Linked DNA regions of Homo sapiens: region 2 is linked to region 1. Evidence: read pairs that join two places in POLR2A ChIA-PET (ENCODE). Cell type or tissue: endothelial cell of umbilical vein. All regions are shown on one strand.

The links. Peaks named below come from ENCODE experiments on the same cell type or tissue, not always from the same donor. Only the 100,000 strongest peaks of a DNase experiment are listed, where the experiment ranks them.
Region 2: POLR2A ChIA-PET joins it to region 1 with 10 read pairs; 2 of 35 experiments call an interaction of 5 or more read pairs at or near these places.

What each region holds. Positions count from the first base shown.
Region 1 is chr7:143,304,104-143,306,603 of GRCh38, reverse strand. CASP2 (caspase 2) reads right to left here. Exons shown (of 11, transcript NM_032982.4): 10 at 1,821-1,930; 11 at 1-1,664. The coding sequence ends at 1,533. Among named protein-coding and RNA genes, the nearest start is that of CLCN1, 11 kb to the left of the region's middle. In endothelial cell of umbilical vein, a CTCF peak has its summit at 949 (motif pointing right); a DNase peak (open chromatin) is centred at 973.
Region 2 is chr7:143,432,537-143,435,036 of GRCh38, reverse strand. The region is part of intron 2 of EPHA1-AS1 (EPHA1 antisense RNA 1); the gene reads right to left. Among named protein-coding and RNA genes, the nearest start is that of TAS2R60, 9.7 kb to the left of the region's middle. In endothelial cell of umbilical vein, no CTCF peak of the experiment used is centred here; a DNase peak (open chromatin) is centred at 1,046.

The DNA of each region.
Region 1 (2,500 bases):
AAGAAAGAATGGAAGTTTTTTTTTTTTTTTTTTTAAAAAAAGGTCTTGCCCGGGCGCAGTGGCTCACGCCTGTAATCCCAACACTTTGGGAGGCTGAGGTGGGTGGATCATGAGGTCAGGAGATCAAGACCATCCCGGCTAACATGGTGAAACCCTGTCTCTACTAAAAATACAAAAAAATTAGCCGGGCACGGTGGCGGGCACCTGTAGTCCCAGCTACTTGGAAGGCTGAGGCAGGAGAATGGCGTGAACCCGGGAGTTGGAGCTTGCAGTGAGCTGAGATCGTGCCACTGCCCTCCAGCCTGGGCGACAGAGCGAGACTCTGTCTCAAAAAAAAAAAAAAAAAAAAAAAAAGTCTTAAAGAACAGGGAAGTTGGGAAGTTTCAGATAAGCAGGGATAAAGGTTTCTAGGTTGAAAACAATAACATGTATGGCACTGAAATAAAAGCCACATAATATCAAAGGAGAGTTTAATACTGAAAGAGAAAGCAGGAACAAAGAACTACATTACATCTTTGAGCATTTACATGATCCTGTAAAGCAGGATTCTAGACAGATTTGGTGGCAGCAGCCAACAGGATGAAATGAAGGTAAAGAAGGGAGAGATATGAAGCAGGGAGATAAGCTAGGAAGCTTTTCTAGAAATCTAGATATGAAGTGCAGGTTGATTGAATGAAAGTGGGAATAGTAAGGGAGAGAGATGGACGTTTCTCAGGAAGGAAAAAGACAGAGAGGTGGTTACAGAGTCTAGGGAAACACACCATTCTTCCTGGCCTTCTCTGATGCTCCCCACGAGGCTCATTTCAGTAACAAAGCTCAGAGAAACAACCAACGAAAGATCTTTGAGACTTCCATGGGCAAAGATCAATAAGGTACAAATGCAAGGCAATGTTGGCTGACAGGCTGCGGTGCCTTGAGCCCAAACGAGCCAAGAGTGTCCTTCCACTGGGTGGCGCTGCAGTACTGAAGGGAACGCACAGGCCGCTTCTGGACACTGCAGCAAGGTGCGTCTCTAGTCATGTTTGCTTCTTCAGAGCCAAAAGATAATGTCTACATTAAATTTGGACACCTTCCAAACTCTCACTCTAGGACAAAAAGGGCGGAGGATATGAATGAAATAAAAGATAGGAGATGGTCTCTCAGACATCTTAACTAATGTAATAAAAGCAATCACTAAAGTGCCATCTACAAAAGCTGGAACTGAACACAAATATGGGGAATTTATATGCCCTCTCCCCATAACCACACTGTGTTTACAACTTCACTTGTCAGGCTCTTCAACTGCAGCTGAAACATTCCTGGCAATAGGTCCAACCAAGGCTGGCTCTACAGGCAAAGGGCTTCACAGAAAAGGAGCTGGCCTGGAGTCCCACACTCAAAGGCAGAGATGATGGGCACAGGAAACAAGTCTGGGAGATTCCCACATCCCTGAGGGGGCAGAACAGAAACCGTGCATCCTGAAGATCAAAGGCTCTATCACACCTCCTGTGGTCCAGTGGCTTCCACTTGGCGTGGATGATGGGGAGGTGACATCATGTGGGAGGGTGTCCTGGGAACAGGTAGAGGTGGCGGCACAGAGTGCTGCAGTATTCAGACATCTCCTTGCACCGGTGGAATTCTGTGCCAGGAGCATAACCTTCCCGATCCTTGATAAGTGCGTTCACCTGGAGGGGCAGAACCAATAGGCCCAAGTCTGAGAATCTCGGGCTTCAGGAGAGCAGCAAACGGGAAGGGGAGACGGACTATGAAAGAGCATTCAAGAGAGGAGGAAAGTAGAGCACTGTGGAGACACACAGGGGTCACGGAGCCCGCTGGCTCACCTTAACCAGCATGTCGGCCACGTGCATATCACAAGCCCGCTCAGAAAACACTTGAGCAAGAGCCTCGATGTACCAGGAACCTCGTTTGGTGTTCCGCATGGCGGCAGTCCCTGCAACCAAAAGGGCATTAATCACAGTGTGAATGCCATCACACAGCTGCACTTCCCAAACTAGACTCGGCCATGACACCTGCACCCTCCCTAGTCAGAGAACCCAGCATGAAGAATCTAAGTCTAGGAGGGTACTCTTTTGGATTATTGGCATACTTTGGAGATACCGTAGGTCTGTTTCCAGACCAGCTTAAGAAAGTGAATATGGCAATAAAGCAAGTCATACAAATTTTCAGGTCTCCCAGTGTATACGGAAGTTATGGTTACTATCCTACAGTCTATTAAGTGTGCAACAACATTATGTCTAAAACATGCATATGCTGTAATTAAAACATACTTTATTGCTGAAAAATGCTAACAGAGGCATGCCAATAGAAAAATGGTGCTGACAGATGCTCAAAGGATTGCCACAAACCTTCAATTTGTAAAAAGCAGCTGAGCATCCCAAATCCAAAAAATCTGAAATGCTTCAAAATCTGAAACTTTCCAAGTGCCAATATGATGCTCAAAGAAGGTGCTCATGGGAGTGTTTTAAATTTAGAATATTTGGATACGGGATACTCAACTAGT
Region 2 (2,500 bases), 130 kb before region 1:
CAGCTTCAGCGTCTTTCTTTAATTCTTTGCATGTCTTCCTCTGGCTTCTTGAAGACAACAGCAATGAGTGGCTTCTGCATGCTCCACAGCATTTTGGCTCGTCTCAAAATCCTTTGGCCGGAGCCCAGATTCATGATGTCATCAAGAAGCGAGCTGAGGCCATGGTACACACGCCCTGTTGCGGTCACGTGTAACCAAGTAGACATCTAATGTTTGCGGGCAAACTTCATGTTCTCTGCAGAGGTGCCAAAGCGTGCACTTTGCCAGAACAAGTCTTCCCCAGGACTTTTCCTTTCTACAGTTGATAGCTCTAGAAAGTAAACATTTTCTCCTGTTTCAATACTCTTCTATAAGAAGGCTGAAAGAGTACCTTTCCCGCAGGCACCTGTTTATCCATCTCTCAGTGCTTCACTAGATATATCTTATGGGGGTCCCATGTCCCATTCATAGTCTGCCACCAAAAGATACCATAAGCAAGATGATGTTTTAGGTTTTTTCTGTTTTTCAAGAGTCCTTCGAATGTGAAATAGCAATCAAAATACAAGGTGTTTCTCACAAAAGTTTGGGTCACATTTCTCTTTTTTAAAGGTGTCTCATTCCTGCAGCTGAAGCTAACGAATTATTTTCTGCAGCATGACTGGAGATAGTTTTTTAGGATGAAGTCTGAGTCTTCTGTGAAATGGTAGTAATGGTAAACAGGTAACAGCAGAAGACTGGATTAAAATGGAAGATTCTGCAAAGAGCTACTGGCACTTCCCTCACGTTAGTCCTCTACACCAGTAAAGTGCTTTTTGGTTTCTGTTGATTCGTTTGTTTTTTGTTTTTATTTTCTTTTTCTTATCACATTCAAGAATACATTCTTGAATTCTTAGAGAATGAATTCTTGGTTCATCTTAGAGACATACAAAAATACATTTCATTTGACAGGTTTCTCAATCTTGGTGCCCATTCCCAACTGAACCTTTGAGTGACGTGCATTGCATAAATACTTCCACGTATTTCCATGGCTTTATCGGGTAACTGATGGCCCACTCCAGGGAAAGGTGGAGGAAAAAGGAAATAACAATGTTTTTAATGGCTAGACTGCACATAAATGTTAAGCTAAACTATGCACAAATTTAATAATGATTTCCCTGCAAGATAAGCCCTAAATATTTTTTCTCACCCTGAAGACTTCCTCTGACTCTTATATTTAAGTAAGTAATTTAGAATAAACATTGGCTGTAATAGCAATCCGGCATAATAGAGAATTTTAGCTTTCTGAAAGTAAATTTGGGAATTTCTAACATCTTCCATTATCAAAATGTGAATGTACAGTTGAATATCGTTTAATATTCAGGTAAATCTACAGACTTTCCTCTCAAATAAAAAATAGCATTTGATAGTTATTTTTGTAATTATAAAGTTAGCCTGCAAGGAAGTTGAGTCCAATTCTATTTCAACTAAAAGATCTTTAGAATGAATCTTTCTCTTTGCCTTGCTCCATTCGAGCATTTAGAAGCAATAAAATTAATCTCTAAAGGAATAAATCAAACGTTCTTCCCATAATGCCATGAACTTCACTCAATGTCTAACATCTACTGGAGGGATAAGTTATGTTCGATAATTTCTAAATCAGTGGTTTACAAATTATGCTTTCCAGGGAGTTCTCATGGTAGGGAAAGGGTAAGAGGAGAACTGAGAAAGTAGAACCATAAACCCTCATTTCCTTTTCAAACACAGCAGTCCTGCTTATATGTATTTTATATACTGAGCTTCTACATACTATTTCAAAGAAAGAACTCCATTGCAAGAAACAAATTTTAAACCGCTACCATAGATAGATCCAAAGTCAACAAGAGGGGTAAGGACAGATTGCATCAACCCACCTTCTTTCCTTTGCTCCCCAAAACTCTTCTAAATTAACTGTGAAAGATTTTTGAGGCCAAGTGCAGTGGCTCACCCCTGTAATCCCAACACTTTGGGAGGGCAAGGCGGGCAGATCACAAGGTCAGGTGTTCAAGACCAGCCTGGCCAACATAGTGAAATCCCGTCTCTACTAAAAATACAAAAAAAAATCAGCTGGGCATGATGGCATGTGCCTGTAATCCTAGCTACTCGGGAGGCTGAGGCAGGAGAATTGCTTGAACCGGAACCCGGGAGGTGGAGGTTGCAGTGAGCCGAGATCACGCCACTGCATTCCAGCCTGGCCTACAGAGAGACTCCATCTCAAAAAAAAAAAAAAAAAAAAAAAAAAAAAAAAAAATTGAAATTAAGGCATAAATCCAAATAAAATAGATAGAAGAGTGATCAAAGATACAACAGCCCTAAGAAAACAGAATTCTATCCAAGCAGAAGGAAAAGTCAAGAATGAACCGACTTTTACCCAAGATTTGCCATACCAGGTTCCTCTAGAGAAAAACTAGTTAAAAGTCAGTTTAAGATTCAGATTCCCAAATCACTTTGTATACCTGGGCAACCACCACTCTCTCACCCTAGTATTGTCTGGAAAGGATAAAAT